Linked DNA regions of Homo sapiens: region 1 is linked to region 2. The links are chromatin loops, found by intact Hi-C in ENCODE. Cell type or tissue: Panc1. All regions are shown on one strand. Links, peaks and the distances in the headings refer to the core of each region. The heading gives the core; the rest is flanking DNA.

What was found. Peaks named below come from ENCODE experiments on the same cell type or tissue, not always from the same donor. Only the 100,000 strongest peaks of a DNase experiment are listed, where the experiment ranks them.
Region 1: it touches region 2 in a loop (5-fold over the local background); 5 of 110 quality-filtered maps call a loop at or near these places.

What each region holds. Positions count from the first base shown.
Region 1 is chr9:37,270,374-37,287,421 of GRCh38, forward strand. All of the region lies in intron 2 of ZCCHC7 (zinc finger CCHC-type containing 7), which reads left to right. Among named protein-coding and RNA genes, the nearest start is that of LINC01627, 120 kb to the right of the region's middle. In Panc1, for the core only: no CTCF peak of the experiment used is centred there; no DNase peak of the experiment used is centred there.
Region 2 is chr9:37,222,810-37,239,857 of GRCh38, forward strand. All of the region lies in intron 2 of ZCCHC7 (zinc finger CCHC-type containing 7), which reads left to right. Among named protein-coding and RNA genes, the nearest start is that of ZCCHC7, 110 kb to the left of the region's middle. RefSeq lists enhancers at 3,393-3,894, 16,703-16,997. In Panc1, for the core only: no CTCF peak of the experiment used is centred there; a DNase peak (open chromatin) is centred at 7,522.

The sequences.
Region 1 (17,048 bases), core at 4,285-9,284, 47 kb after region 2:
ACATAAAGTCTTAGCATTGAAAAGACCTCCTAGGAGGCTGGGCGCGGTGGCTCATGCCTGTAATCACAGCACTTTGGGAGGCTGAGGCAGGTGGATCACCTGAAGTCCGGGGTTCAAAACCAGCCTGGCCAACATGGTGAAACCCTGTCTCTACTAAAAATACAAAATTAGCTGGGCACATTTCTGTAATCCCAACTACTTGGGAGGCTGAGGCAGGAGAATCGCTTGAACCTGGGAGGTGGAGGTTGCAGTGAGCCAAGATCGCGTCACTGCACTCCAGCCTGGGCAACAAGAGCGAAACTTTGTCTCAAAAAAAAAAAAAAGAAAAGAAAAAGACCTCCTAGGGAATTTTAATGTTTCAAAATAAGAATTTTTCTTTTCCCACAATCTCCTCTTTAAAGAGGCCATCATTGAAAGTAGTTTCCAGCAATAATAAAAAAAAAAAATAGTAGTAGAAGAGGAGGAGCCATTACTTTCATTTCTGTTCATTCTGAAGAAACAGAGATGACTCTTTCTGTATAACTCAAATTCTTAAAAGAAACCCTTGATATATAGTGTCAATTATATGAACTCTACCTCAGGGTACCTAAAAAAAGAATGTTTGGTTACCCGAATGAGGGGGAGGTTTTCCTTTAGAGAGAAGTATTGGTGCCAACAAATGAAAAAGGAATAGTTTGAACACCACATTTTGCAACTCCTAATGAAATAATGGATTTAAAGAATTATCGATGGCTGCTTATTTGACAAAAAGAGACACCTGACATTGTGCCACTTCAGAGAACACAGTGCTTACCTAGAAGTATTCTTTCCAAAATTTAAAAAATGATCTAATCTACATATAATCAGGCTTCTAGATCCAACTACAAGTTTATAGGAAATATAAAGACTATCTCATGAAAATACAATCAGCAAAATCCAGAATGTGTTAAACTCTACAGGATATCACTTCATTTCTTTAACAAATAATTGCATGGAAAAGAGGGAGGTGGACTGAAGGGAAGAAATATGGAAGGGGGAAACTACAGATTCAGGGACTTAGTTTATTACAATGGACCTTTTTGGGATCTTATAAAGCATATATATTTATCAGGTAATTATAGAAATTTGAACACTGATGAACATCTGATTAGTTATTGTTGGTTTTTAAATATATGATATTGTATTATGGTTACATTTAAAAGAGTCCTTATTTATCATTTGTTTGTTTGTTTGTTGAGACATAGTCTTGCACTGTTGCCCAGGCTAGAGTGCAGTGGCACAATCTCGGCTCACTGCAACCTCCGCCCTCCAGGTTCAAGCAATTCTCATGTCTCAGCCTCCTGAGTAGCTGGGACTGTGGGGGTGCGCCAACATGCCTGGCTAATTTTTGTATTTTTAGGAGAGTCGAGGTTTCACCATGTTGGCCAGGCTGGTCTCAAACTCCTGACCCCAAGTGATCTGCCCGCCTCAGCCTCCCAAATTGCTGGGATTATATGCGTGAGTCACTGCGCCCGGCCATTATTTATCTTTTAGACATAGCATGCTGAAATTTTTGCAGATAAAATGTTTTGCTTAACAATAGTTCAGTAGAGGACAAGGGTAAGTGGGTAGGGATACAGATGAAATAAGATTGGCTGTGAATTAAGAATTGTTAAAGCTGGAACTTTGGGAGTTTATTATACTATTTTTTCAACTTTCATATGTTTGAAGTTTTCCAAAATAGTGAATGAGTAAGAACACACACAGACATTATACAGAGGGGAAGTGTCATTAATGATTTTATCTACTATACCTTTTTGTATCAGAAGATCTGGAGAAGAAACAGAAATATTAAAGTTTATTTCCATGAATAATCCCTTTACTTTCATAAATATCTGCTGGGCCTGGTGATTTGACCAGTAAATGGGATTTATCTTTTTGTGTAGCCAATAAATTGGCTCTTTAATCTTTTCTCATTCACGTTAACTTTCTCTTACCCTGTAAAGTGTGTTGAATTTAATGTTTATTATTCCTATGAGTTGGGGAATTGGTATAAAATACATACATAAAACGTGTAAGAAAAATTATAAATTGAACACCTATGTAACCATCACCCGGGTCAAGAAATAGGACCCTTTACATGTTTCAAAGCTGTGTGGTAAAAAAAAAAAAAAAAAAAAAAAGAAAGAAAGGACCTGGGCAGTACTGCTGACGCACATCCCTTCTCCACCACATACTTCATTCCTCCCCTCTTTCATATATATGTGAATATTCATCACCCTAATATTTATGGAAATCAATCACTTCTTTGCTTTTTATTTTTTCTCTTCTCTTAACGGTATAGTTTGTCTTCCCTCTCGTGTTCTTCATACTTTTACTGTATATTCATGTATGTATAATATTATTTTGCACATTTGCAGACTTAATTAGCACTATTCCGTACGTATTCTTCTAAACTTATCTGCACTCTGCATCCCATAGGGTTTCCTTTATACTGATATGTGTAGCTGTAATTCATTCCTTTTTTAACTACTGTATAGTATTCTATTGTATGATTGCACCACCAATGTATTCGTTCTCTTACTGATGGACATTTAAATTTTTGGAAGTTTTTTGCAGTTATAAACAAAGCTGCTAAGGATATTCTTGTGCATATCTCTTGGTGCATGTATATGAGAGTTTCAGTAGAGCAGGGGTTGGCAAACTGGCCCACAGGCCAACTGCCTCTGTTTTTATAAATAAAACTTTTAAACAGTTATTCTCATTTGTGTATATATTGTCTGTGGCTGTTTTCGGCCCATAATGGTAGAGTTGTGTAGTTGGCAACAGAGACATTATGGCACACAAGCCTAAAATATTTACTACATGGCCCTTTAAGAAAAAGTGTCCTGGCTGGGCGCGGTGGCTCACACCTGTAATCCCAGCACTTTGGGAGGCCGAGGTGGGCAGATCACAAGGTCAGGAGATTGAGACCATCCTGGCTAACACAGTGAAACCCTGTCTCTACTAAAAATACAAAAAATTAGCCAGGCATGGTGGCGGGTGCCTGTAGTCCCAGCTACTCAGGAGGCCGAGGCAGGAGAATGGCGTGAACCTGGGAGGTGGAGCTTGCAGTGAGCTGAGATCGCGCCACTGCACTCCAGCCTGGGCAACAGAGCGAGACTCCGTCTCGAAAAGAAAAGAAAAAGAAAGGGTGTCCTGACACCTACTCTTAGAGTGTATAGCTTGGAGTAGAATTATTAGATCTCCTCAGCAAGGGTAATCATCAACTGTACTGGACTTGGCAAAGTATCCTGCAGGAATTATTATATGAATTCTTACCTCCTGGTCAATATTTGGTGGTGTTAAAATTTTGTTTTGCATTCATATCTCACTATTTATATTGCTGTTTCTCTGATTACTAGTCAGGCTGAACACAGTTTCAAATGTTTATTGAATCTTGCATATTTTTCTGTTGATTGCCTGTTCATATTTTTTGCCCATATTCCCTATGTGTTTTTTTTCTCAGAGATATGTGGGAATTTTTTTTATATGTTCCAGATATGAACACTTTGTTGGTCATATGCATTACCAATATTTCCTCCCAACCTGTGGCTTGTCCTTTAAGTTTTCTTAGTGATGTCTTCTAAAAAACCAGAACACTTTTTATTGGAAATAATTTCAAATTTTAAAAAGTTGCAAAAATAAAAATGGTACTCTTAACCCATTTTCTGTTTAGAAAAAAACAAATACAGCTTGCTGCCAGTGCATTTTTCATCAGGACAAATGAGAAATTGGCATACCTGTGTAGCCTTTATCCAGTCACTTATTATTTACATTTTACTCCATTAGCTTTATAATCATTTGTGTGCTTGCTCACTCTTCATGTATATGTATGTGTATATTTGAATATGCATATACACACAATTCTGAACCATTTGAGATTAGAGCACATATATTATGCTTGGCTTTCATGAGTGTATAGTGATATAATTTTATGAAAATTACCATATCTAATTTCTTTTTTTTTTTTTTTTTTTTTTTTTTGAGATGGAGTCTTGCTCTGTTGCTCAGGCAGGAGCACAGTGGTGTGATCTTGGCCCACTGCAGCCTCCACCTCCCAGGTTTAAGTGATTCTCCTGCCTCAGCCTCCTAAGTAGCTGGAGTCACAGGTGCGTGCCACCATGCCCGGCTAATTTTTGTAATTTAGTAGAGATGGGGTTTCACTATGTTGGCCAGGCTGGTCTTGAACTCCTGACCTCAAGTGATCTGCCTGCCTCAGCCTCCCAAAGTGTTGGGATTACAGGCATGAGCCACCATGCCCAGCCTCTAATTTCTTAATGGTTCCTCTTCCTGTTTAAAAGTTTTTAATGTTAATGTAGTTATTTACTCAATCTTTTCCTTTATGGTCTGTATCTTTTAAATTCTTTCCCATATCTGAGTTTTAAAAATATTTGCTGTATTTTCTCATATGATTGTTAAAATCTTGCTTTCCATATTTAGGAATGTAATCTACTTTGTTTTTTTTTTATATAGTGAGAGATGAATACCAATTTTGTTTTATCCCATTGTCCCAGCACCATTTATTGAATAAATTGTTTCCTTTGTTTATAGTGACACCTATATGGTGTATCAAGTTTATGCATGCAGGTCGTTGGGCTACGTGATTGACTGTTCATGTACTTAGATCACACTGTCTTAAAAATTAGAGCTTTATACTAATTATTGATATCTGCCTGGCAAGTCTTTCTAGCATGTTCTTCTCAAATTTAACATTTACTTTGATAAATAGTTACATAGCAACAATTCATGTAATCATCACATACTCAAAATACAAGATATTACCAGCATAGTGAAACCCATGCTCTCAGGATGTTGCACCCTTGCAGTAACCTTCTCCTTCTCCCAACAGTTGGGCCTTATCCTGACTTTTGTGGCAGTACTTCCTTGATTTTCTTTGTAGTTTTGTCACTGATAACTTCTCCTAATCTATATTGTCTAGTTTTCCTTTTTTTTTTTTTTTTTTGAGCTTTATATTCATGGATGCATCCAGGAGATATAATTTTGTATACATCAGGCTTCCTTAATAAAACATTATAAAGCTGTGGTTCATTTTTTTGTTTTTTAGTTGATGTGGGATATTTTATTTTGTGACTATACCAGAGTTTATTCACTCTGCTCTAAGTGAGCATTTTGGCTATTGTTAACCAGTGTTTCTCTTAATATGCATGTTTTGGGTTAATTTCAGGTAATACATGTAGGAGTAGAATTGTTTTTCCCTATGGTATGTTTATCTTCCACTTTAACATGGAATGGCAGACTCTTTTTTCTTTTCTTTTTTTGTTTTTTGAAACGGAGTTTCACTCTTGTCACCCAGGCTGGATTGCAATGGCGTGATCTCAGCTCACTGTAACCTCCGCCTCCCAGGTTCAAGCGATTCTCCTGTCTCAGCGTCCCAAGTAGCTGAGATTACAGGCACCCACCACCATGCCTGGCTAATTTTTTTTATTTTTATTTTTAGTAGACACGGAGTTTCACCATGTTGGCCAAAGCTGGTCTTGAACTCCTGACCTCAGGTGATCCGCCTGCCTCAGCCTCCCAAAGTGCTGGGATTACAGGCGTGAGCCACTGTGCCCAGCTGGCAAACTCTTTTTTCAAAGTAGTTTTATCAATTTACATTATAACCAACAATGTATGAGAGTTCCCATTGTCTGCATCCTTGCGAACACATGATATTGTTAGTATTCTTAATTCTGTTTTGGTAGGGGGATAGTAGTATTTTATTTTGGCTTTAGTATGCATTTACCAGATGACTAAATGAAGTCAAATACCTTTCATGTGTTTATTGATCACTTAGATATCCTCTTTTGTGAATGACCTATTTAAGTCGTGCTGGAGTTTCTACTTCTTTGGCTTAATAACTTGAAGGGGTTATTTATGTATTCTAGACATGCGTTCTTTATATGTTGGACAGATATCTCCTTCCACATTGTGGCTTGCCTTTTCACTCTCTTAATGGTGTTTTTTTGTTTTATTTTGTTTCTTGATGAACAGAAGTACTTTATTTCAATGTAGTCAAAAGTTATCAAATTTGAATTCATGCTCAATCATTACTTACCTACTATGTGACCATGGCCAGCTTCGAGCTTCAGTTTACTTATCTGTAAATAGGTGGTAATAATATCCATGTCATTGGGTAATTGAGAAGATTAAATAAGATAAAGCACTTATTATAGAGCTTTTTACCTAGCAGTCCCTCAATAGATGTTAATTGCCTTCCTCATCATTTAGGGTGCTCATTTTCATACTGTCTTTTGGGAAATTGGGTAGTATTCATGAGCTATTTGCAAATGAATGTTTTGGAAATTAGAATCTCATATAATTATCCTAGGAATTTAGAAGATTGCCTAAAATAGTAAATCATAATTAATTTGCCCAGAGAACTAAAATGTAATATTTTCTCTGATGTAGAGGATTTACACTGAATATGGGATCCTTGTATAATAAAACTCATGACTGGAGTATCTTATCCAGGAAATGAGAAGAGATAATAAAAAATAGTCTAACCCTTCTACATGCATCATATTTTAAACCAAGAGTAGTTCTCTTTGCCTCCAAGAGAAAACAAGGTTTATTAAATAGTGAAAAATTGCTAATCACTCCAGCCCAAAGTACCTTCTCTCTCCTAGGAACATTTAGTGCCTATTGATGATTTTCATTTTCCCATATTTCATCATTCAACAATAATTTGTAGGACATCTCTTACTATGCTTACTATGCACCAAGTATAGACTCATTCTTTGTGTGAATGGAGCTAAGAATGAAGAGTGGAAGATTTTGTAAAAAAGATTTTAATTATAACACCATGCCAAAAAATTTCAAAGTTCTGCTACTGGTAATGGCGGAATTGTTCATAATGTACCAATTTTCCCACAGGTAATTCTACTCTGGATGAAGCTTATACTATAAATATTTAGTACATAAAATCTAAATGTTTATATACACACACATAATTGAAAGCACACTTTAATGCTTCAAAACATAATCTGGCCAGACCTGGATGGCTCATGCGTATTATCCCAGCATTTAGGGCTGTTCAGACAGGAAGATTGCTTGAGGCCAGGAGTTCAAGACCAGCCTGGGCAACATAGTGAGACCCCCCCATCTCTGAAATAAAATAAATAAAATAAAATAATAAAATAAACTATCTGAAGGCACTGGAGACCAAACCAAAGTGGGCAGAAACTCACAGGAAGTCAACATTTAGAATAAAGAAAAAGCATTTGATGACTTTAGTTTTAGTATTTTATGCTTGAGGGCAGTTACTAATGGCTACACCATGGGGGTGATTAGAACTCGGAAATCCCAATTCTTACTGATTTGGGGAATCAGAAAATAGAGGCTACTATAGCACCTGGAAAGTGAAGGGAAATTCTCAGAGGGACATCCCAAGTTCTGCATATAAATGATTGTCAAATATTTGATCCTTGAACAAAACGTGAACATTCTTCAGAGGAACATAATGGAATCCATAGCCTCTAAAAAGTATCATTCACAAGATGTAGAATACAATCCAAAATTACCAGATATAAATAAAAAGAAACTGGAAACTTTGATGTATACTCAAGAAAAGGCAACCAAGGGACACTATGGGATGACCCAGATATAGTAATTAGAAAATCAAAAAAAAAAAGTTTTTTTGTTTGTGTGTGTGTGTGTGTGTGTGTTTTGTTTTGTTTTGTTTTGTTTTGTTTTGAGGCAGGAGTCTCACTGTGTCACCCAGGCTGGAGTGCAGTGACCATTTACAGGCATAATCTTAACTCACTGCAGCCTCGAGCTCCTAGACTCTGGTGGTCCTTTCACTTCAGCCTGCCAAGTAGCTCGGACTGTAGGTGGGTGCCAACACAACTGACTGACAAGGATTTTAAAGCTGTTATTAGTTATGACTATGCTCAAGGATATAAAATGGCATACAATAAAATAAATATGAAACTTGCTGGAGAAATAAAACTATAAAAGAGAACTAAATGGAAATTTTAGAACTGAAAAATGTAATATCTGTAATAAAAATTCACTGTGTGACCTTAATAACAGATTGAAAATATCAGTGAACTTGAAGATCCAAATCACTCAATCTGAAAAACAGAAAGAAAACTTTAAAAATAAATTCAAAAGAGCAGTGCCCCAGTGACTCATTGAACAATATTAAGACCTAATATGTGTCATTGGAGTCCCAGAAGAAGAGAAGGAAACTGGGGCCAAAAATATATTTAAAGAGATAATGGGAGAGAATTCCCCACATTTAGTGAAAGATGTAATTGTACATATTGAAGAGATTCATAGCCAAATTGATGAAAACTAATGATAACAATAAAAATCTTATAAATAGTAACAGAAAGGAATAATAATAAAACTGAGAGTTGACTTATTAGAAACAATGGAGGCCAAATGCAGTAGAACACCATCTTTAAAGTGCTTAGGGAAGGAGAGCTTTGGGGAAAGCTGGGAATCAAGAATTCTACATCCGGCAGAAATATCCCACAGGAATGAATGCCACATGAAGATTATTTTAGATTTTAAAAGTGAGAAAGGACCAGATGCGGTAGCTCACACCTGTAATCCCAGCATTTTGGGAGGCCACACGGCAGGTGGATCACTTGAAGCCAGGAGTTTTGAGACCAACCTGCCTGAAACCCTGTCTCTATTAAAAAAATTAAATTTAAAAGAGAAAGAATTTGTTGCCAGCTACCCTCCACTAGTAGAAATGCTGAAGTAAATTCTTTGGGATGAAGGGAAATGATATACCAAGTCAAACTCCTGTTTTCAAAAAGGAATGAAGGGAAAACTTGTCTTATTTTATCCTCTTTATTTGTTTCAAATGTATATGATGTTGAAAGCAAAAAAAAAAAAGTAACATTGGGTGATTTATATGTAGATATAATACATATGGCAACTATATCAGAAAGGACTGGGATGGGCAGGTAAATAGAATCATTTGGTGACAAGTTTTTTACATTTTTCATAAATTGTATGATATTAACTCTGAAATGTTAATATCTGAAAATGTAAAGGTATATTTCAGTTCTTAGAACAGACACTTAAAAAAAAAAGACAAAAAAACATAAGGACATAAACCTAAAATGCAATAGAGAAATTATATTGGAATCTTAAAAATATTAAATTACTCCAAAGGACGAAAGGACGGACAGAGTAATAAAAAGCAGTAATTGAAAGATCTAAATGTGGACATATTGATAATTACATCTGGCCAGGTCCAGTGGCTTATGCCTGTAATCCTAGCACTTTGGGAGGCCAAGGCAGGAGGATCCTTTAAGCCCAAGAGTTTGAGACAAGCCCAGGCAACATAGCAAGACCTTATCTCTATAAATTAAAATATATATATATATATTAGAAAAACATAATTACATGAATTGTGTATATACAGAACACTCCAATTAAAAGGCTAAAAATAAGCATGTGAAAGCTGGAGTAGTCATATTAATCAGGTAAGTAAACTTTGAGACTAGGAATAGTAGTAACAGAGGTAAACAAGGATGTTTCCCACCGGGTGCGGTGGCTTAAGCCTGTAATCCCAGCACTTTGGGAGGCCGAGGCGGGCGGATCACGAGGTCAGGAGATCGAGGCCATCCTGGCTAACACAGTGAAACCCTGTCTCTACTAAAAATACAAAAAATTAGCCGGTCCTGGCGTCAGGCACTACTTAGGAGGCTGAGGCAGGAGAATGGCGCGAACCCGGGAGGCGGAGCTTGCAGTGAGCTAAGATCCCACTACTGCACTCTAGCCTGGGCAACAGTGCGAGACTCCGTCTCAAAAAAAAAAAGGGATGTTTCAGAAAGATAAAAGGGTCAAGTAAACAACGAAGGTACTGGAATCAGACCTTCAAAATAGATAAAAACAAAATTTGACGGGATTAAAGGATCTCCTCATCATAGAGAAGTCCACAACCATAATTGGAAGTTTGAATACCTGTCTCAATAATTGACAGAAGTAGTAGATTAAAACTACCAGTAAGGACATAGAAGATCAGAGTAATACTGTATGTAATACCACCCACCTTGACATAATTGGCATTTATAGAACACAAAATCCAATAATTATAGAATATGCATTCTTTTCCAGTATACATTCAGCAAGATAGACCATATATATGGTGGACCATAAAATAAGCTTCAAAAGATTGAAATCTTAGACTTTGTTCTTTGATCATAATAGAATTAGAAATCAATAACAAAAAATCTGGAAAGTTCTCTGATCACAATAGAATTAGAAATCTATAGCAAAAAAAAAAAAATCTGGAAAGTCCCCAAATATTGGGAAATTAAATAATATACTACTAAATTAAAAATTCATTAAACTTTTTTTTGTTACTGCTTGATTAGCTAATTGTTACAGATGATTCTCTGATTTTCTCTCTGTCTCTCTCTCTCTCTTTCTTTCTCTTTGTCTTTCTTTCTTGAGACAGAGTCTTGCTTTGTCACCCAGGTTGGAATGTAGAGGCACAATCATGTCTCACTGTAGCCTTGGCCTCCCAGACTCAGGTCTTTTTTTATCCTCTTAATTTGTTTCAAATGTATATGATGTTGAAAGCAAAAAAAAAGTAATAATGTGTGATTTATATGTAGATGTAATACATATGGCAACTATATCAGAAAGGACTGGGATAGGCAGGTAAATAGAGTCATATGGTTACAAGTTTCTTAACATTTTTCATAAATTGTATGATACTAACTCTAAGTAGAGTTAATATCTACTAGAGCTAATATCTACTCCCATGTATAGTTCCTAAGGTCCCTCCTGCTTCAGCCTCCTGAGTAGCTGGGACCACAGGCGTACATCACTATGGCCAGCTAATTTTTAAATTATTTGTAGAGACAGTGTCTCCCTATATTGCCCAGGCTGGTCTCAAACTCCTGGGCTCAAGTGATCCTCCTGCCTCGGCCTCCCACAGTGCTGGGATTACAGGCATGAGCCACCACACCTGCCCTCTAATATTCTTTTATTAAAAAGAGAGAAAAATACACAAATAGAAGAGATTGTGACATAGAGGTGAAATTCTCTCAGTTTTGTGTGTGTTTTCCTCTTGAGTTTTTCTCCCATATTTAGGAAAAGATGAATTATAAACTCTTTATGTGCAACTTCTTTAAATATAGCATATATGAGTCTCCACTTCGTATATAGTGTCAAGCTGGTACACAAAACAGATTCTCAGAAAATAAACTAAGAAAATATTCCTCAAGTCTCTATAAATACATATTTTATCACATGTGATTGTACTATATCAATCTCATTTTGAATCTCATTTTGAGAGATGCACTTACACTGTTTGGTATGGCGTTTTGTATTACAGGAATGCTTTTCAGGACTAGCAGTTGCTAAGGGAAGGAAATGCTTAAGCTTGTCTGTAAACATTAACTTCAGCATATACACATTAATAATGGCTTCCCCACCTGTAACCAACCTACTTACCTGGCAGGTTTTATTTCCTAGGCTAAGGATTTTTGAGAACTCTATCATAAAACAGCTGAATTATGACCTCCTTTGGTTTTTACAATATGCAAATACAGCTAAATACTCGTTAATATTCTGCATTTAAATTCTTCTTCTTAATAAAGACATGCACTTTATTCCTGCTCCCACGTATGGTTCCTAAGGTCCCAGAGTTCAGACTTCCTTACAATTTTTAATTCTCTTCTATCTTAAACCTTTTGAGAGCTGAGCAATAAGCTTTTCATTTTCTTCAGAATCAGCTCCAGTCTCAGGATTTTGAGGCCATGTCAGTAGAGTAAGAATGTACCCTCCATGTTTTCTATCAAAAATAAAATATTAACTTGTTTAATAGTTTCAGTTTTGCCAGATGAAAATAATTCTGGTGATGGCTGCAAAACAATTTGAATGTACTTAATACCACTGAACTGTACACTTAAGAATGGTAAAGATGGTAAATATTATGTTTTCTATATTTCACCATGATTTTTTAAAAGTTTAAACAAGGCCGGGCATGGTGGCTCACGCCTGTAATCCCAGCACTTTGGGAGGCCGAGACAGGCGGATCACTAGGTCAAGGAGATCAAGACCATCCTGGCTAACACAGTGAAACCCCGTCTCTACTAAAAATACACAAAAATTAGCCAGGCGTGGTGGTGGGTGCCTGTAGTCCCAGCTACTCAGGAGGCTGGGGCAGGAAAATGGCATGAACCTGGGAGGCAGAGCTTGCAGTGAGCCAAGATCCTGCCACTGCATTCCAGCCTGGGAGACAGAGTGAGACTCTGTCTCAAAAAAAAAAAAAAAAAAAAAAGTTTAAACAAGACAGGAGGATCACCTGAGCCCAGGAGTTCAAGACCAGCCTGGGCAACAAAATGAGATCCCATCTTTACAAAAAAAATTTAAAAATCAGCAGGGTGTGATTGTGTGCTCCTGTGGCCCCAGCTACATGGAAGCATCAGTGAGCCATGTTTTTGCCACTGCACTCCAGCCTGGCTCTGGCTTAAAAAAAAGGCGGGGGGAGTGAGGGGGTAAGAAAAGAGTCAAGAAGACCTGAATCTTTTTTTTTTTTTTTTTTTTTTAATGAAAATGGCATTTGTTCCAGAGGCAAGAGTAGCCTCCAAATTAGTAGAATGCCAGATGGAGATGTGGGGTGGGGTGGGATGGGGAGAAAGGTGTTGAAGCAACTCAATCATGCTACTACTAATAGTTCCTCTTGGGTTGAGACTTAGGATGGTATTAAATTCAATTGTTTTCTTTTCTGTTGTTTTTATACCCGTGTGTGCTCTTGATATTATATTGAGTTGGCGTAGTTGCTTGCAGTCAGTAGATAAGAATAGTAATGGGATAATATGTATGAAAAATATTGACAGCACAATACTTTTCTCTTTCATGGAGTTCAGACATAATTTGGGAGAAATAAAGATAGGTAGTCAATGTCTATCCAGCACATCCTAAAATTTATGTTCATTGTTGTAGAAAAATGTATATAATCTAAGTTCCCATAGTTTCAGGAGAAAACAAATTGTAAATTAAACTTTCTGTATTTTTGCTCCATACCCCAAGATTTTACATATCTACATCTAACTATAGCCTCTTCAAGTACTCCTATTGTTTGAAAACAGAAAACTTTAAAATGGAAAAGTGGGCTCCTCCTTTTGTCCTTTCTTACTTGAATTTTCTATTTTGAAAAGAATAATAGGGGAGAATTTCACAGGGCTCTAATTTATTTGACCCCTCTTTTTCCTGTTTTCCTATTATGACTTTAATAATATACTTTTATTTGAAAATATTTCTAAGAGTCACTTTTTTGGGGAGAAGAATTAGTATGCAGTTTTGTTATAGGCACCTCAGTTAGATCATAGTAATAATGGTGATATAAGAGAAAAACAATTCTGACTCTTATAAAATTATCAGAAGGGAAATTTTCCAGTTTATTAAAACAGAAAGGACAGTTGGTTTGGTTTAGTCATCAAAATAAACTCTGACTAACTAGATTCCCAAGTTCTATATTGTGCTTGAATTTTCCATTGGGAATGAAACATTCCACTGCCCTTTTTACTGTTTAACTTAAGCTGCTGTGAACACTCAGAGAATGGCCCTGTGGCTGAGCTGCTTATTTTTTTTTTTTAATCTATTCATTTTATACTTTCAGACAGATTTTTCCCTGGGGTGAAACAAAGGTTAACTGAAATTTCCTCTGTTGTGTACCTGAACGAATCAGCAGTTCGAGAAGGAAATCCCATTGATGGGCCAAGAGAGTGACAGGCTCTATTTAAAGAATTCCCCCGACTGTGTGGTAGACCAGCCATGCCATGAATTTAACTGTTCCTGTGGTCCCCATACTTGTACCCACCAAAAAAAAAGAGAGAGAGAGAGAAAGCGACTTTGTTCTGCAAACGTTGGCCTAAGCTTTGAAAACCATGAGCCATTGAGTTTTGTGAATTCAAGTTAGACAGTAACAGAGGCCAAGACTCTAAGCGAACAATATCTGAAAAGGAAGTACACAAAAACAGGTAGAAACTGTTTAACTGTTTTATTTCTCTGTGTATATACATATTTATGTGTGTTTATACACACAAAAAAATACCTTTTTTGCATTTTATGTAGCCAGTCCTAATTACATTTGATCAATAGTGTTTGTTAAATTTTTTTAAATATGTAACAAATATGAAGGTTTTTCTTGTTTTTACAGCTTTTTTGCTCCATAAAAGTATCCTGGTTTTTATCAGGACATATTATATGTATTGGAAATGAAAGTCAGCACGGTGTGAGTTTAAATGGTTAAAAAAAAAATGGATTTTTATATTACCTCTGCAGGAGCTTCTGTTAGGACCAGCTCATGTATTTTGTATTTTTTCTGTATAAGGGAAACTGCTTTAAATATGAAAAGATGGTATCTTAAGTTGGATTAAACATCCGTAATTCATGTGTATTTAACCTCAGGACTTGTGAGCCTTGTTGAAAAATCCAGCTTTAAACCTTCCCTGTAGGCCTCAATAGTGCATACTGCATTGGGATTATAAATAGTCAGTCTGTTTCTGGAGTGTAGGTTAGTATGTATTCCCAGGAGGCATGAACTATTTACATTTCTAACAAATGTTTCACATATGTTGCTGATTCATATTTCTATGTACAAATTTAGGCTTTAATTTTTTTAATTTCCTTTTTTATTAGAAGTTTTGTTATAAAAAGTTTCTTAAGTGTTTCATTCTTTCTAGCATGGGTGGCTTAAGGAGATTGGAGGGGAGCGTTTCATTTATTTATATAGAGATTTTGATGTTTTGAAAGACAATAGAATTAATAGAGAAAATTGTCCAGATATCCAGCGCTTGGATTTTTGTTTGAGAAGTTTGAGGAAGCAGATGCCATTTGAGTTGGTTTCTATGGAAAAATTTATCTTAGAGATGATGTAGGGCTATATTTATGTTCACAAATGAGAAATTGAAGCTGAGAGAAAGAGAAAATGTTTAATACATAATTACTCAATATGTCTTGGAAGAACCTAGGTTTTTATTCATACCTGGTGTTTCTTTATAAACTGCCTCTCTTTTATCTTGAGATGGTATTTTCGAAATTATTTCTCTTTCTCATTTTCTTCTACCATTTCCTGACATTTTCTTGTCTTTTGTTCTATTCTTCTTCGTCTCTTATTTTTCTATATTGGTTGTACTGTAAATAGGTTGCTAGCAACACACCTTAGGAGCAGGCTTTTGGGGAATGGGTCTAAGTATTCCATTTGGCCTATAATAGGCTATATTGTTGTTTTGGAATATAATTTTGAAAAAATCAAATTTATATTTATCCTGCTAGTTGATCAAGCTATAAATCAATCAATACTTACTAGTTGCTGCTTATATAAATAGAAGAGTTAACCAGTGACTCAGACAGATGACAATTGACTATTAAAGATTTTTTTAAATTGGCATATGTTTAGGAAAATCACTTGTTTCTTCAAAATTTATTCATTAAGCAGTATTTTTTGAGCACTTACTATGTGACAAACACCACACAGGTGATAGAGATACAACAGAGAGGAAGATGGAACTGGTTCCTGTCTCCTTACATCCTGGTGTAATTATATAATAAAAGTTAACCACAAGTAGAAACTTGGGGCATTATTTTTGTAAAATCTCAGTCAAGTTTCTCTCTACATAGAAGACTAGTATAACTTCAGATACCATCATTCATATCCATATCAGAATATAGTCCTATGTTAAAAGTAGAAAGATGCAATTTTAAACATGTTTTCCCATTAGTAATTGTCATGTGGTACATGATGAAATGAAATTGTTGAAATGAGTACCAGTAATTTTATTATTAGAGAAAGTCAGAACACTATTAATAAAATAATTTAGGGAGATTATATAGCATATTGGTTAAGAGCATGGTTTGGATGTAAACATGGGTTTGAGCCCTCTAGTCTGCCACTGAGAAGATTTTTGGTATTAAATCAATTATTATTCATATTTTTATGAATTCATAAACCTCACCTGTTCTCATCTGTGAAATAAAATTGTAATACCTACCTTTATAAGATTGTTATGAGAGTTAAATTAGAAATACAGGCTGGGCATAGTGGCTTATGCCTATAATTCCAGCACTTTGGGAGGCCAGGGTGGATCACTTGAAATCAGGAGCTTGAGACCAGCCTGGGCAACATGGTGGAACCCCATCTCTACTAAAAACACAAAAATTAGCTAGGTGTGCTTGAATTCTCAGCTACTCGGGAGGCCAAGGCACAAGAATTTGCTTGAGTCCGGGAGTCTGAGGCTGCAGTGAGCCAAGATCACACCACTACACTCCAGCCTAGGCAAATGAGTGAGACCCTGTCTCAAAAAAAAAGAAAGAAGGAAAGAAAAGAAAAATACATAAATGTTTAACTTAGTACCTGGCACAGAATAAGCTCTTTATATGTATTAGCTGTTTTTATGTCCTATATTCTTTTTTTATTAATTTAATCTTGATTCTCTTTTTCCCTCCCTCCCTCCCCCCCGTTCCCGCCCTCCCTCCCTGCTTCCCTCGGTCCCTCCCTCCCCCTTCCCTCCCTCCCTCCCCCCCTCCCCCTTCCCTCCCTCCCTCCCCCTCCCCCTTCCCTCCCTCCCTCCCCTCCCACCTCCCTCCCTCCCTCCCCCCTTCCCTCCCTCCCTCCCCCTCCCCCCTCCCTCCCTCCCTCCCTCCCCCCTCCTTCCCTCCCTCCCTCCCTCCCTCCCTTCCTTCCTCTCTGCTGTTGTTGAAACAGAGCCTCTCTCTTTCATCCAGGCTGAAGTGCAGTGGTGTAATTACTGCCCACTGCAACCTCTGCCTCCCGGGCTCTAGCAGTCCTACTGCCTCAGCCTCCCAAGTAGCTAGGACTACAGGCATGAGCCACCATGCCCAGCCATGATTTTCTTTCTCTAGAAAAGTCTGTTAGTGGGGATTTGAACATTCTTTTTGTATTATACATATTTTCTTTGAGGTGTCATACATTAAAATCAATTTCTTCAAAAATCAGGATGAGCATTTGTACAAAAGTATACAGTCAACTAGGATGAGGTTTTTTAAAAGTTGTTTTCCTTTTAACATAAAGTTGTATGTAATAATTTCCAATCCCTCGTGCCTTCTTGCTT
Region 2 (17,048 bases), core at 4,431-9,430:
CTAATTACATAAAATAGTCTAAGAAACCAGTAAAGAAACGCTCTAGTGGGGAATGTGGGCCAAGCATAAGAATTAGTGGTTCCTAGAAGAAGGAACATAAGGAAAATGTTTACCATCACTACTAATAAAAATCTAAGTGCCATTTAAATCTGTTAAGATGGCAGATCATGATAAAATGAGCATTCGTATACATATATATATGTGTGTATGTATGTATGTATATGGCTATGAGTTTTAGTGACTTTCTTGCTGAAAGGCAATTGGGCCATAGTTACCAAAAGTCTTAAATGTGGCTACTGTGGGCACACTGCCTATGAGGTAGCCCTGCTACGCAAGGAACAGTTTAAAAAAAAAAGTCTTAAATGTAATAGATACTTGTATTTGAATGTTTACAGTAGGATTATTCACAATATCCAAAAGGTGGAAACAACCCGTGTCTATTAAAAGATGCATAGAAAACCATAATGTGGTATCTACATACAACTGAATGTTACTCAGCCATTAAATGTAATGAAAATCTAATACATGGTACAACATGGATGAACCTTGAAAACTTTGTGTTAAGTGCAGTAAGCCTGACATAAAGGGACAAATTTTGTATGAGCTCACATAAATGAAATATCTTGAATAGGCAGATTAATAGGTAAAGAAATATATGAAAGGTTACTGGGGGTTGGGTGGGAGAAAGAAGTTGGGGGAGGTTACTTAAAGGGTAGTTTCTCCTTGGTGGTGATAAAAGTGTTTTGAAAATAGTAACAATGGTTGCACAACATTGTGAGTATAATTAATGATACTGAGTTGTACATTTTAAAACGGTTAAGATGACAAATCTTACGTTTTATATATTTTACCACAGTAAAAGAGAAAAATGACAAAAAATAATGTCACGTTTCACTTACAGGAATTTGTTCTAAGGAATAATAGAGTGTATGTAAGGTCTTTACTACAGAGTTGGAAACAACCCAGATGTTTAATAGTAATGAATTGTTTGCTGTGGTATAGTCTATAACCATTGACAGTGACTGAACAAATATTTAATAGAATATTATGATTTAACAAGTGAAAATATAGGTAGTAAAACAGCATGCACCCATTTTTCATTTAAAAAAATTTATGCCTAAAAAAGACAATGTTCTATTAAAAATTGAAGTGGTCTTCTTTGGGTGATAGGATTACAGAGGTTTATCAAATGCTTGTTTATACCCTGAAAATGTAAAACTTAGGTTCTGGTTCTTTTTTATTTTTATTCTTTTAAGGTAAAAGGAGATTTTTGTCTTTAAATATTAATAAAGGGGTCACAAACAGTATATTAATTTTTTAAAAGGAAAAAACTTTTTATAATTGATTATACCGCTTGCGAGAGTTTGAGATACTCTTAAGAATTCAGGTTAAACTTACAAAATCATTTTTAATACAGAGATCAATGAAAAATTATCCAAAGACATTAGCTCCATGTACTGGTAATTGTTACCAAAAGCCTTAAAGTGTACAATTTTTTAAAATCAGTGTGGCAACTATCCCAGGAATTGGAAGTCTGTGTTTCTTCCCCTAAGATTCAGGTCATGTGTGTATATGTGTGTATTTTAATTTTTAAAGAACATAGGAGTAATGTAGACTCCTACTTCTAGCCATGACAGAGTCCCAGGGACTGAATTTACACTCCTGCTTCAAACTAGAAAAGCAGTCTACAAAATAAAATAATTGTTTATAGACATTGGATAATAACCAGTATAGGACACTAATCTTAGAAGGGAAATAAAGTGACTTCTGTAGCTCTTCCCACCTTATTGCCTAGAGACAGTTTTGGTACAGGGAAGGCAGACATACTGAGATCTTGGGCAGGTGGCATCACACTACATTGAAGAGATAGATTTTGAAGTACAAGGAGGCCAAGGTGTCTAGAATTTGTGGATAAAATTACTAGAGAGTAGTGAGATGCATCAGGACAGAAGTGATGAGATCCACAAATCTCCACAAAACTCAATGAACCTCTTGAGAGTCTGAGCGAATACTCATCTGTGCATGTGTGACAAGAAATTACCCAAGGCTGAAGAAAGAATAACTGGAAAGGAGCAGGTGTAGCGATCCGTGGAGCTCATGCGAAACATTTACACCTATACATTTCTCTCTTAGCAGGGCTTTCACTGCATTCCATGTTTTGGCAGTAAAGCTGAAGAACATTTAAGCCAGACCAATCAGGAATTCAGAGAAAGAATAATTCATTTTATCCCTGGATTATTATTGAATTATTTTATTCCTATTGTGAATAATTCTATAAACATTCAAGTACAGAATTGAAGACCAATCAGGAATAAAATGAAAGAAGACATAAATTACCATCATTAGTAATGCAAGGAGGAACATCACACAGATCCTAAATTTTATGGAAAATCAATAAATTCAATAACTTAGATGAAATGGACAAATTCCTTGAAAGTTAAAATTAAGAAGAAATAGATAACCTAAATGGTCTTATTAAAGAAGGTGAATTGTTAGATTAAAATCTTCCAGTAGAGAAACATCCAAGTCCAGATAGCATTAGTAGTATATTATATCACACTTTAAAGAAGGAATAATACCAATTCTTTACAAACTCTTCCAGAATATATAAGGTAACACTTCCAAACTAATTTTATAAGATTTGTATTACTATTACACAAAACCCAGGCAAGATACTACCAGAAAGCTACAGATCTAGATCCTTCATGAATATAGACACAAAAAATTATTAACAAAATATTAGGAAATGAATTATGTAATATATTAAAAGATTAATATGTCATGATCAAGTGAAGTTCATTCTAGGAAGAAAGGTTGGTTTAACGTGAAAATTAAGCAACATTATTTACTGTATTAACAGACTAACAGGAAAAAAATGTTTTCCTCAATAGATGCAGATAAAGCATTTTACAAAGTTTATCACCTGTTCATGATAGATTAAAACAATAAACAAAAGTCTTGCAAACTAGGAGTACAAGGGGCACTTTCTTAATCCAATTCAAGGACCTTTTAAAAAACCTGCAACTAGTGACTGAATGCTCTCACTTTAAAACTGGGAAGAAGACAAGACAGTCCCTTCTCAGATACATTTCTACATTGTACTGGAAGTCAATTGTCTGGAAGTCATTGTACTGCCAGTGCAATAAGGCAATAAAAAGAAGCTGAAGGCAGACGAAATGGAAAGAAAAATATTAAATCATCTTTAGTTGCAGTTGACATAAAAATCTAGTTAGAAAATTGGAGAGAATCTCAAATAAGCTACTGGCACTAATAAGTTTAGCAAAATTTTTTGTAAGAAACAAGGTCAGTATTCAACAACTAATTATATTTCTGTATACTAGCAACAAACAATTGGAACTTGAATTTTTAAATATGCCATTTTCACAGTATCAAAAAATGTGAAATATTAATAGTAATCATAGCAAAAATGTATAACACTTTTGCAGTGAACACTATAAGGCAATGCAGAGAAAAAGAATCTAAATAAATGGAGAGTTATATCATGTTCATGGATGAGACTTTATATTTTTAAGGTTGCAATTTTTTCCAGATGTATCTATTTATTCAGTGCAATATCAGTCAAAATTCCAGCAGGCTTTAAAAAAAACTTAAGTTGAATTTTCTAAATTGATTATAAAATGTATTTGCAAATGCAAAAGGATCTAGAATACAATGATTAAAACCGCAGGATAGTATTGTGAAGATTAGTATGTAGATGTATGGGACAGAAAAGAATCTAGTAGATTTACATAAAGATACCAAACATTTCAGTTGGGAAAGGACAAGCTTTTCAGCAAATTGGTGCTGGACCAGTCTATAGCCATATGCCAAAAATGAACCATATCTCTTCCATCACACAACATACAGTAATTAACTTGGGACATACTACAGATTTAAATGTAAGAATTATATGAAAATTCTAAAAGAAAACAGGATATTGGCTAGGCACGGTGGCTCATGCCTGTAATCCCAGCACTTTGAGACACCGAGGCGGGTGGATCACGAGCTCAGGAGATCGAGACCATTCTGGCTAACAAGGTGAAACCCTGTCTCTACTAAAAATCCAAAAATTAGCTGGGCTTGGGTGGTGGGCGCCTGTAGTCCCAGCTACTCATGAGGCTGAGGCAGGAGAATGGCGTGAACCTGGGGGCGGAGCTTGCAGTGAGCCGAGATTGCGGCACTGCACTCCAGCCTGGGCGACAGAGCGAGACTCCGTCTCAAAAAAAAAAAAAAAAAACCAGGATATCTGAATACCTTGGGTTATATATTTTAATATTTGATACAAAAGGCACAAGCTATAAAAAGAAAAATATAAAATTTGGACTTAATCAAAATTTAAAATATGTAGACTTCAAAGGATACTTTAATAAGCTGAAAATGCAAGCCACAGACCTGGAAAAAATATTTGCGAAGGATTTATGTCTAGAATATGCAAAGAACTCTTACAACTCAATAATAATGAGATGAACAATCCAAGTAAACATGGGCAAAAGATTTATAGATATACTAAAGGAGATATACAAATGGCAAATATAAGCTAATGAAAAGATCAAAATCATTAGTTATTAGGAAAATGAAACTTAAAACCACAATGAGATACTGCTCTTGTCCACTAGAATAGGTCATAATTGAAAAGATCAACCATTTCAAATATATGGAGAATGTCAAGTAACAAGAACTTGTATACATTGATAGTCATAATGAAGAATTACACAGACTGGAAGAGTCTTTTCTAAATATATACCTTACCATCCAACCCAGGAGTTCCATTCCCAGGTATTTACCCAAGAGAACTGAAAACATGTCCACAAAGTGACTTGAACCTGTATATTCCTACTAGCTGTATTTATAATTGCATAAAAACTTGAAATAACCTGAATGTTCGTCACCTAGTAAACTGATAAGCAAATGTTGATTTATCAATTTAAAGGAACAAATTACTGATGCATTCCACAACATGGAGGAGTCTCTAATTCCTTTTTCTTTCTTTTTCTCTTTTCTTTTCTTTTTTTTGAGACAGTCTTGCTCTGTTGCCCAGGCTGAGTGCAGTGGGGCACGACACAGCTCACTCTGCCTCCCAGGTTCAAGAGATTCTTGTGCCTCAGCCTCCTGAGTATCTGGGATTACTGGTGCACACCACCACACCCAGCTAAATTTTTGGAATTTTAGTAGAGACAGGGTTTTGCCATGTTAGCCAAGCTAGTCTCAAATTCCTGGCCTCAAGTGATCCACCTGCGTCGGACTCTCAAAGTGCTGGGATTACAGGCATGAACCACAGTGCCCGGCCTCTAATTCTTTATACTAAGTTATTGAAGTCAGATACAGTGGACTATGTACTGTATTAATCTTTTCCTATGACTATTCTATAAACGACAAAACTAATGACAAATCAGATCAGTGGTTACCAGGTTTAAATGGAAGAAATTTTATTATGAAAAAGCATGAAGGAACCCTTTGGAGGCATGAAAATGTTCTGTACCTTAATTGTGTAGATATTACATTATAAATTACTTTATGCATTTGATTTTTCAAAATTTATTGTAAAGTTCTGTAAATTATAAAGGTGATTTTATTTATTTATTTTTTTTTTTGAGACAGGGTCTCACTCTGTCACCTAGGCTGGAGTGCAGTGGCACAGTCGTGGCTAACTGCAGCCTCGAACTCCTAGGCTCAAGTAGTTCTCCCACCTCAGCCTCCTGAGGCAAGCAACACCATGCCTAGCTAATTTATTTTTATTCTTGTTTTTATCTGTAGAGACAGCATTTCAGTTTTGCCCAGACTGGTCTTAAACTCAAGTGATCCTCCTGCCATGCCTTCCCAAAGTGCTGTGATTACTGGTGTGAGCCCCTGTTTCTGGCCTGATTTTTAAAATCTGATGAGAAAATATATTGATATAAGAAAATATGAATTTTTATATGAATATAAACATGAATGCTTATATGAATATATTCATATAAGAAAATATATTTCTGCATACTTCTACCCAATCACGATAGTTCAATTATAATATGTGAAAAAGAGGGAACTTTTTTTTTTTTTTTTTTGAGACAGAGTCTCACTCTGTCGCCTGGGCTAAAGTGCAGTGGCGCAATCTCAGCTCACTGCAACCTCTGCCTCCCAGGTTCAAGCAGTTCTCCTGCCTCAGCCTCTCGAGTAGCTGGGACTATAGGCGCCTGCCACCATGCCCGGCTAATTTTTTGTATTTTAGTAGAGAAAGGGTTTCACCGTGTTGCCAGGCTGGTCTCGAACTCCTGAGCTCAAGCAATCTGCCCTCCTTGGCCTCCCAAAGTGTTAGGATTACAGGTGTGAGCCATCGCGCCCAGCATGTATTTTAATATATTACATTGATAATTTAATATTACATTGATTAATGGCTCACAGCTTCTTTGTATAAATGGCTCAAAAAGCCAACAACAGGGGAGTAGTTAATTCAGGTACATTCAAACAATAAAATGCTATATAAGAATTAAACATCAACATTTTTCTATGAATAAAATGGGCAACTTTTTACAGTATAGTCATATGTCACTTACTGACAGGGATACATTCCAAGAAATGTGTAGTTAGGTGATTTTATCATTGTGTGAACATCATGGAGTATACTTAAATCTAGATGGCATAGCCTCATGCACACCTAGGCCATATGATATCCTATTGCTCCTAGGGTATGAACTTGTACGGCATGTTATTGTACTAAATACTGTAGGAACTTGTAACACAGTGGTAAATATTTGTGTATCTAAACATAGAAAAAGTGCAGTAAAAAATATGGCATAAAAGATAAAAGTGGTATACTTGTATAGAGCACTTACTATGAATGGAGCTTTTAGAACCAGAAGTTGCTCTGGTCAGGCAGTGAGTAAGTGTTGAGTAAATGTGAAAATTTACATTACTGTAAATTTTATAAGCACTGTACACTTAGGCTACACTAAATTTATTAACTTTTTTCTTTAATAATAGATTAAACTATGCCAGTTACAACATTTGTATCAACTTTTTACTTTTTAAACTTTTTGATTCCTATAATACTCAGCATAAAATACACTTTGTGTAGCTATGCAAAAATAATTTGTTTGTATCCTTATTCTATAAGCTTTTTTCTAAAGATTTTTAATTTAGTTGTTTGTTTGCTTTTTAAACATTTTTGTTAAAACCTCATACACAGAAGCACACATTAGCCTAGGCCTAATAGGATCAGGATCGTTAATATCGCTGTCTTCCACCTCCAAATCTTGTCCTCTGGAAGGTCTTCAGGGACAAAAACACACACAGAACAGTCATCTCCTGTGGTAAAAATGACTTCTGGAATTCCTCTGAGGGACCTGTTTTACTGTTAACTTTTTTAAAAAGTAAGTAGAAGGAGTACACATTAAAATAACAATAAAAAGTATAGTAAATAAATAAACCAGAAACAGTCGTTTATTATCAAGTATTATGTACTGTGCATAATTGTATTGCTAGACTTTTAATGACTGGCAGTGCGGTAGGTTTGTTTACACAAACATGACCCCAAACCTGTGAGTAATGCATTGTTAAAACATAACAGTGACTACACCATCACTAGGTGATAGGAATTTTATGGGACAGCTGCCATATACTTGTTTTGTTATTGACATGGTGTGTGATCATATATTGAATTGGGAAGAAAGGACATAACAGCAAGATCTCACTTTTGTTGGGAAAAAATGTGGGATGGGGCATTATTTTATGAATGTATATATAGAAAAGATATTAAATATCAAGTGTTTATTGGAGTTAGGTTGGTAGCAGCTTTTCTTTTTTTAAAATAATAAAATATATTTTGAATTTTCTACTCAATATTTTTTCTCTCCATTGGAATATAAGCACCATGAGAATAGGAATTTTTGTTTCTCCTCTGTTGCGATATTGCAGATCCTAGAACAGTATTCCATAAATATGTGTATAATGAATTAATTTTTTTATCTAGCTGGACCTCAGACTAGATTTTTTTTCATTGATTTGTTTTTGTTTTAATTACATAGTTGTGATTACTGGAACTTTATGGTTCTATGTGGTGGAATAAGTTCTCTTTGTTAGTCATATTTAAATTACTCTAGACTTTTTTTTACACCACTTACAAACGTCCTTTTGGGTTTTTTTGTTTTGTTTGTTTGTTTGGTTTTTGAGACAGCCTCACTAGGACACCCGGGCTGGATTGCAGTGGTGTGATCTCTCTCGGCTCACTGCAATCATTTGAATCTCTCCAGGGTTCAAGCAATTCTCCTGCGTCAGCCTCCCCAGCAGTTGGGACTACAGGGTGTGCACCACCATACCCCACTAATTTTTTCTATTTTTAGTAGAGACAGGGTTTTGCCATGTTGGCCAGGCTGGTCTTGAACTCCTGACCTCAAGTGATCCACCCGCCTCAGCCTCCCAAAGTATTGAGATTACAGGCATGAGCCACCGCGCCTGGCCATAAACGTCTTTGGGGCTTTAATTGGAATTGCACTAGTTACGTATATTAATTTGGCATCTTTCAATTAGAAGTTTAAGACATTAGAATGAATTATTTAGATATTCCATATCTTTCAGTAAACTTCATGGCTTTTTAAATATCAGCTGGCGTATTACTTATTAAATATATTTCTAGATGTTTTAATTTTGTTGGTGTTGCTATCGAGATCTGATATACTTTGTGTTTTATATTTGTTCCTGGTTAATAGGTAAGCTGTTGTTTTGTATATTTTTTTATTAAGCCACCTTCCTGAAAATTATACATAGTATTTAAAAAATTTATAACTCAACATTAAGTTGATTAATGAAAACCAAACCTTTATACCTTAAACGATACATAATTTTGTGGTAGAGGAAGTGGCTGTTTTTCTCCATTTTTTTTCACCCTAATTGTTGAAAGCTTCCTATCACAATGGTCAAGTATTTATCATTTAAAACTGAGCAGACTCTCAATACTTTGGGGGCACATTTCACCTACCCCAAGGCATTAGGCAGAAATGCTGAGGAAGCTGGAAGACTTAGTACTCTGTTCTTTGGTCAGCAAGTGATAGTTGACCTATAATTAATTAATAGAAGAAGGAAGTACTCTCAGTGTTTTGGGTCTTTTATCAAACAGGTATGTTATTCTTAGGATCTTTTCACTGTTACTCCCTTTCTGCTATTCTAAAATATAATCCTGGAGTCTCTTCTTTTTGTTGCTGGTTGTCACATTTCTGCAAACAGCAATGTATTGTGTTAATAGTTATTTCATTACAGACATTTCTGCGTTTTGGTTTACATGTGTTCTTGCCTTATTTTTCTTAAATTATTTAAAGGAGAGGAGTATGTTTTGTGCAGAATTGTGTTGATCAGACGTGTACTAAGCAGTTACTGTGTACAGTGCAGCAGTGAAAGGGAATGATAATACTGAGCACTTATGTGCCAGTTCTGAACAGTATCGATGCGGAAACCAAGAATCTGAAAGAATAGGTGTCTTGTCAAAATTTAGGAAGCTATGGAATGTCCATTTGATTCTAAATTCTATAGTCTTAAGCCCTGGCTACACATTAGAATCATCTGGAATATTTAACAAATCTCATAGTTTTATTGTACTCCCCCTCACCCTCACCTTTCATCTAGCCAGGAAATTGATTTCTACAGATAGGGCCTAAGCATCTGGGTGTGTGGGAGAGACATATAATTTTTTAAAGCTGTTACATGATTCTAATTTGCTGCCTTGGTGAAGAACAGGAGTCAGCAAACTATGCCCCATAGGCCAAATCCAACCAATCTCCTGTTTTTGTACTGCCTTGGAGCTAAGAAGGGCTTTAACTTTTTTAAATGACTGGGAAAAAAATCATGACATGAAAATTCTATGAAATTCAAATTTCACTGTCTGTAAATCAAGTTTCGTTGCAACCAAAGCCTTTGGTAAATTTTTGTTGACATGTCAAGAAATAATTGTTGAGCAACTTTTTCATCACATACACATAAAGAGATAAAGAAATATTTGGGCTCAGTCCCTTCAAATTGCAAATCATTTCTTCCCTTTCTGTTTGTTCTTTCGATGAAAGTGTAAATATATTTTTTTATAACTCTTAATATTGGAGAGGAGAAATTGCTAGGCCTAATTCAGTAATCATTTGAACATGTAAGGTCCTAGGGGTTTGTGTCTTCGTGTTTTATATTGACCAATATTAATTCACATGAGACAGTATTCCCAGGTTGGTGGTGTTGGCTTAAGGGTTTAAAGTAACATCGCCATTCTATTTCATTTCCAAATCAAATGTTAATGGATTCCTATAGGTAAGGTATCCCAAGGAAATACTTATTTTCAAAGTACAGATGCTCCTTAACTTACAGTGAGGTTATATTTCTAAAAGCCCATTGCATGTAGAAAATATTTTAAGTCAAAAATTTATTTAATAAGCCATACCCACCAGACATTATAGCTTAGCCTAGCATATCTTAAGCTTGTTCTTGTTTTTATTTGTATTATTTTATTTTAGTCTTAACTTGTAAGGATAGGAATTAAAATAATACCAAATGCTGTCATTTTCCTCAGCAAATTTTAGGCATATGACCTGGGAAATTGTGAACTACTTTCTCTTTTGGCTTTTGGACTTCCTGTTGGGTTTTGGGTATAATATGCTTATAAAGATAGATTTTTATTAATTGTGATTGGACTTCTTACTGAGAGCACTTTCTGAAAATGTTAATTTTCTTAATTGCATACCAGTGTTAAATAATGAGATCACAACTATTTTTGAACAATTAGAGGTTATGTTCTCTTTAAGAACTGATTCTGTAGTCTCTATCCATAAATCTTTCCTCACCTTGTTTAGTGGTAAGGTCAAGTAACCATTAAGTAGACTGAAATATCCCCAGATCAGGCATTCATTCACCATCTTTTAGTATTGCAGTGGAGCCACAGAATTACTAGGAATGGCAGAGAATGGCACTACATGAAGGAATGACAGGAGACTGACAGGGTCAAGAGAAAATGATGGAGGGTTTTAGAAACCCAAACCAAAGGAAAGAAAGAAAAAAGAAGGTAAGGAAGTGGGGATTAGAGGGTGTTTTTTGGTGGTTGTTTTTGTTTTGTTTTGAGACGGAGTCTTACTGTGTCTCCCAGGCTGGAGTGCAGTGGCACGATCTCGGCTCACTGCAACTTACACCTCATGGGATCAAGCGATTCTCCTGCCGCAGCCTCCTGAGTAGCTGGGACTACAGGCGCCTGCCACCACGCCCGGCTAATATTTGTATTTTTAGTAGAGACAGGGTTTCACTATGTTGGCCAGGGTTTCACTATGTTGGCCAGGCTTGAACTCCTGACCTCAGGTGATCCACCCGCCTTGGCCTCCCAGAGTGCTAGAATTACAGGCATCAGCCACCACGCCCGGCCAGGATAGGGATTTATTGACTCACTTAGGCATTTATCTGTTCTCAGCATAGCTGGATCATTCTAGATCTATTCTAGAGGTCCAAGCATTAACACTAGCTCATCCTGTTTCTCAGATCTATTGTTCTCTGTGCTGACTGGCTTCATTCGTAGGCCTTCTGTAGTAAGAGGAAAATGGCTTTGGGTACTTTTGACTTCCATGTCCTTAACACCTATGTCTCAGACAGAGATAGTATCTTTTTTGATAATTCTGGTTAAAGCACAAGAAGTTCTTTCATTGGTTCAGCTTGGATTATTCCTGGTCCAATCAGTGGGGTCTGATGTTTGGATTGGATGGGTGTGAATGGTGTACCCACCTCCCTAATGGGGATGCAGTGAAGTATAGGGTGGTTAACCATCCCTTATCACCATCCATACCCTATGGATAGATTTTCTGATAAGAAACACAGAAGAAAGGAAATGATGCTAAAGAGAGTAAATAGTTAACTGTTAAAAGACCAAAACCTAGTACTTGTGTCATCTAATAGAGAATCCTATGTACATTGTACACTTCCTTTTTTTTAGAAAAATTAAAATAATTTTAAATAGTCTTTGTGAAAGCTTCAAAGATTCTTCCAGGCCTTATGTGTTTGTCCTTTCAGCTTTTCATTATAACTTTATGAAAATATTTTAGCCACTCTTTTAACAATTTATTGAATGTCTGCTATGTCGTTTTACCTGCAGTGTCATTTAATCTTTTCTCAAGTTGATAATTTAAAAAATAACTTTCTAAGTTTTATTTTTATTTGATTATGTACAATATATTCAATTCATATTTGTGGGGTACAGTATGATGTTTCAATACATGTATACACTGTATAATGATCAAATCAGGGTAGTAGTGTATCCATCACCTCAAACATTTATCATTTCTTTCTGGCAAGTACATTCAAAATGTTACATTCAAAATCCTCTTTTCTGGTTATTGTGAAAAATATACAATGTAGTATTATTGTTAATTGTAATCACTGTACTTGTACTGTGCAACAGAAAACTAGAACTTATTCCTCCTATCCATCTGTTCTTTTATACCTATTGACTAACCTCTCTCCATCCAGTCTTTGGCCAGTCTCTGGTAACCACTATTCTACCCTGTACATCTGTGAGAGCTGCTTTTTTAAACTCCGTATATGGGAGAAATCATGTGGTATTTGTCTTACTGTGTCTGGCTTATTTCATTTAATATAATGTCCTCCAGGCTTATCCATGTAGCCAAAAAGGACAGGATTTTATTCTTTCTTTTCTTTCCTTTCTTTCCTTCCTTTCCTTCCTTCCTTTCTTTCCTTCCTTCCTTCTTTTTCTCCCTTCCCCTCTCCCCTCCCTTCCCCTCCCCCCTCCCCTCCCCTCCCCTCCCCTCCCTTCCCTTCCCTTCCCTTCCCTTCCCTGTCCTTTTTTTCTTTTCTTTCAAGACAAGTCTCACTCTGTCGCCAGGCTGGAGTGCAGTGACACAATATTGGCTCATTGCAACCTCCGACTCCCTGTTCAGGCAATTCTCCTGCCTCAGCCTCCCGAGCAGCTGGGATTACAGGCACACACCACCATGCCCAGCTAATTTTTGTGTTTTTAGTAGAGACAGGGTTTTACCATGTTGGCCAGGATGGTCTCCATCTCCTGACCTCGTGATCCACCCACCTTGGCCTCCCAAAGTGCTGGGATTACAGGTGTGAGCCACCGCACCTGGCCCTTATTCTTTTTTTAATGGCTGAATAGTATTCATTGTGTATCTATATCACATTTTCTTTGTCTGTTCCTCTGTTGGTGGGCAGATAGATTGATTCTATATCTTGGCTAATGTGAGTAGTGCTACAATAAACAGTGCAGATATCTCTGACATACTGATTTCATTGTCTTTGGATAAATAACTCAATGGGATTGCTGGATCATATGGTAGCTCTACTTCTAGTTTTTTGAGGAACCTCCACACTGTTTTCCATAATGGCTGTACTAATTTACATTCTCATCAGCATTGTATAAGGGTTCCCATTTCTCCACATCTATGCCAGCATTTGTTTTTTGTCATGATACTGGCCATTCTTATAGGTGTGAGATGATACATTATTGTGGGAAGATAACTTTATTGTATAGAACTAGATTTCTAGACAATTTATGGAAACTGATGAAGACCATGTTATATTTTAAAATATATTTTAACCAAGGCTCACAGGGTATTTCTCTACCTTTTTTTTTTTTATCTGAAGTGCTATCAGATTTTTTTTTTGCTCTGTTGCCCAGGCTGGAGTGCAGTGGCGCTGTCTCGGCTCACTGCAAGCTCCGCCTCCTGCGTTCACGCCATTCTCCTGCCTCAGCCTCCCGAGTAGCTGGGACTACAGGCGCCCGCCACCACGCCCGGCTAATTTTTTTTTGTATTTTTAGCAGAGACAGGGTTTCACCGTGTTAGCCAGGATGATCTCGATCTTCTGACCTCGTGATCCGCCCGTCTCAGCCTCCCAAAGTGCTGGGATTGCAGGCGTGAGCCACTGCACCCGGCCAGTGCTCTCAGATTTTTAATTCCTATGCATAGCATACAGTAAACCTCATCTGGAAGTCCCATACACGGCACAGTGCAGGCTGCTCAATTTTTCTGCCTTGGAAGGATGAAAAGCTAAGTTGAAAAATCATTTTATCAGTTTCACTCCAGTTGTTACATTTTGGCTTTAGAAATATCCTTCATCTCCTGCATCTCATAATCTCCTGCCTTTGAGGTTGTGTCATAGATATTATATCACCCAAGTGCTTTCAATTTGAACTTCTTCAAGAGGGGTGCCTATGTCTCAGAAGTTTCCCGTAGGTCCTATTTTACAGTTATTATTTCAGTTCCTTCTACGCTAGCTTGTTGAAGAAAGTTCTCTAACCAAAGGCAATTCTAATTGCCTTTGAAACCAGTACTAGTCAAGCTGTACAGTAGTTTTATGAAGACTGAGCACTCAACCTGGAGTTCCTTAAAAAGAAGACACAACAGGAAGGCCCAAGATACCCTTTTGCCCTTCAAAATGAACTGCCAGTGCCCCTGCTTTCATGCCTTGAGTGAACATATTCCATTAGAACAAGACTGTACTTTTGGTTTTACTTAAGAATAACTCTCTGAGAAATGTGTTGTTTAGCAATATTCCTTTCAAATTCACAAGCGCTAATTGAAATTACTCTCTATGCTATCTTTCTAGCAAGACTTAAGGTTTCATGAATAGATAGTGATCCTCTTCTCATGTTTCAGGGTTCTGTCTTCATACTCTGTTCTCCTTCCTTTCCTCCATGTCTTTCCCCTTGACTGTATCACTTAAAAAGCTATTCTTTAAAATTAGTGATATTGCTTCTAATTTATATATTTCATCTCCTTAACCGTACTGTAAACCTCTCTGAGTCAGGAAGTATATGTCTTGTATTTATTTTGTATTTTCACACAATGGTCACTTAGTTCAAATAATTCATAAATTTTTGGCATCTAGGTTAGAATGGCACAAAATAAGGCATAGTTCTTGTCTTCAAAGTGCTTTTAACCTTTAGAAGAGATGTGACATGCAAGTTTAATATGCAAGAGTTATTAAAGAGAGCACAATCAGTTTCTCCTCAGGAAAACAGTGGGGACAGATGGTATTAAGAGCCATGCCTTAGTAGCACTGGATTATTGGGATATTTTAATGTGTGTATTTGCTGGATCACAGCATTATAAAGGAGACATTTAAAGAAAACACTAATGATCGTAATCCCTTCTATGTATAATTCTTGGTGGTGGGCAAAACTCATTCCCGTTGTTATTTCATTTTCGTTTCATTACCCTTTGAATCAACGGATCACATTTATTATGAACATATAAAAATCTCACCTATTTAGCTTTCAGAGTTTTGTTTTGTTTTTCCTAATTGCCTTGATGATCAGAAAACAGAAATATCAGAGTCTTGACCTCTCTCTGCCATGATCTTTTGTGTTGAGTTTAGCACTCTTGAAGAAAGGAGAGATTTGTTTATAGCATCTGCCCTGACAAGTCAGTACTGATTCTCTATCCTGGTTAACCAGATTTATTAGTGACTTTCTTATAATACTATTGTAACATTACTTTTGCTTTCCTTCTCCACCTCATGCAAAGAGAAATGAAGTAGGAACTTTTTGCTTGTTTGACATATTCCTGATTTTTTTGTAGGTTTCTCTGAGGTGATGTAGCTTTTTTGGACAGTACACCTGCTATGATATGTAATAGTTTGTACTGTTTTGCTAAGTGATTTTTCTTCCTTTAACAGAAGTATATTTTAACTGTTTGGTTTCTTTTTTCTTTGTGTTCCAATATTCTTTGAGGAGAATAGAAAATGGAAGAAGAAACCTTAGTAAATAAGTTTTTTTTGTGTTACCGAGAAACTGTTTAATAATAAATGTTTCCCGATCCACTTGATGTCCACTTTTTTAAAAAATGGCCTTTATTGAAGGCAAAATTTGGTTTCGATTTTGCTTAGATGAAATTGCATTATTTTGCTATTATTCAGGAGACTGTTTCTCACCTGGTTGATCATTTCAACTGTTTCTTTCTGTGCTTCAAATCATGAGAATCCCATTTGCCCCACCGCAGACTTGGCATGTCGAATAAATGTGATGGCAGCAATTAACATCACGATTGCAATGAAAATGTAAAAAGGAAATAGTTGCAAAGTTGTAGTAGGGAAAACAAAAGCTGGAAAAGCAGCTTTTTATAAATAATTATGAAATTATTTTCATTTTTCCTACATAGGATTGAAAAGTAAACAAATTCTCTGGTTATTTTACATGTTGATTGTTTCTGCCATATAGCTTAGGACTCTATATAGTTGTGGTTAGTTTTGTTTTTACATTTTAAGAACAACACAATAAATTGGAGTCATCAGTGTTCTACATAGATGAAAAGAAATTTATTATTAGAAAAAGCCAAAGGACTTAAAATGTTCCCTTACTTACACATAAATTTAAGTATATTTTTTCCTAGCTAGTAGGTCATTGTGTTATTATTGTGTGTTGCAGAAAGTATTTCACTTAAATTTGAAAATAATTATTAACTGGCTAGTGTTTCATTTTTTATTTAAAAGAACATTATCTAAATATTTATATAAAGCAAAGCAGTCATTCTTTTCATCCTAAGTGTTTACTAGTTTTCATTGTTTAATATTGATTTTCCTTTTTGTTGGTATTAGATTCTTATTACAATGCGTTTGCTCTTTGCCCTGTGATGTTGCTTTGTTGGCTTGTTCATCTACGTTGTAGACCTAGATGACCTTCATGTTCTAGTCCTTTGAGTTTTTTACTAGGCTGAAACAAAAGAAAGCGATTGGTTGCTAGTAAAAGAACTGAACAAAGGCAGACAGGGAGGGTTTTAAGCATGGGATACTGCCTTAGAAAACAGCAGGTATATCTCAGCTCGGTCTATGAAAACCAGCTTCTATAAGGCTAGGCCACCACACTGTCATTTTTTTATTATTGGCCATCCCTTAGTCTCTGTACACTGTTGAAAAAGTGATGATTCATCACAGGATAGTTAGAAATAATTGGCCTGTTCAAACCCTTTACAGTTGGGGAAGTTGGTTTTCTACATCATATAAACCTGATGTCCATTATGCATGTATATTTGGGACACAGTCTGCCTTTTAACTGCACTGTGCTTTACCTGTATGTTTAATTCAGGATGAGATTGGTTCCT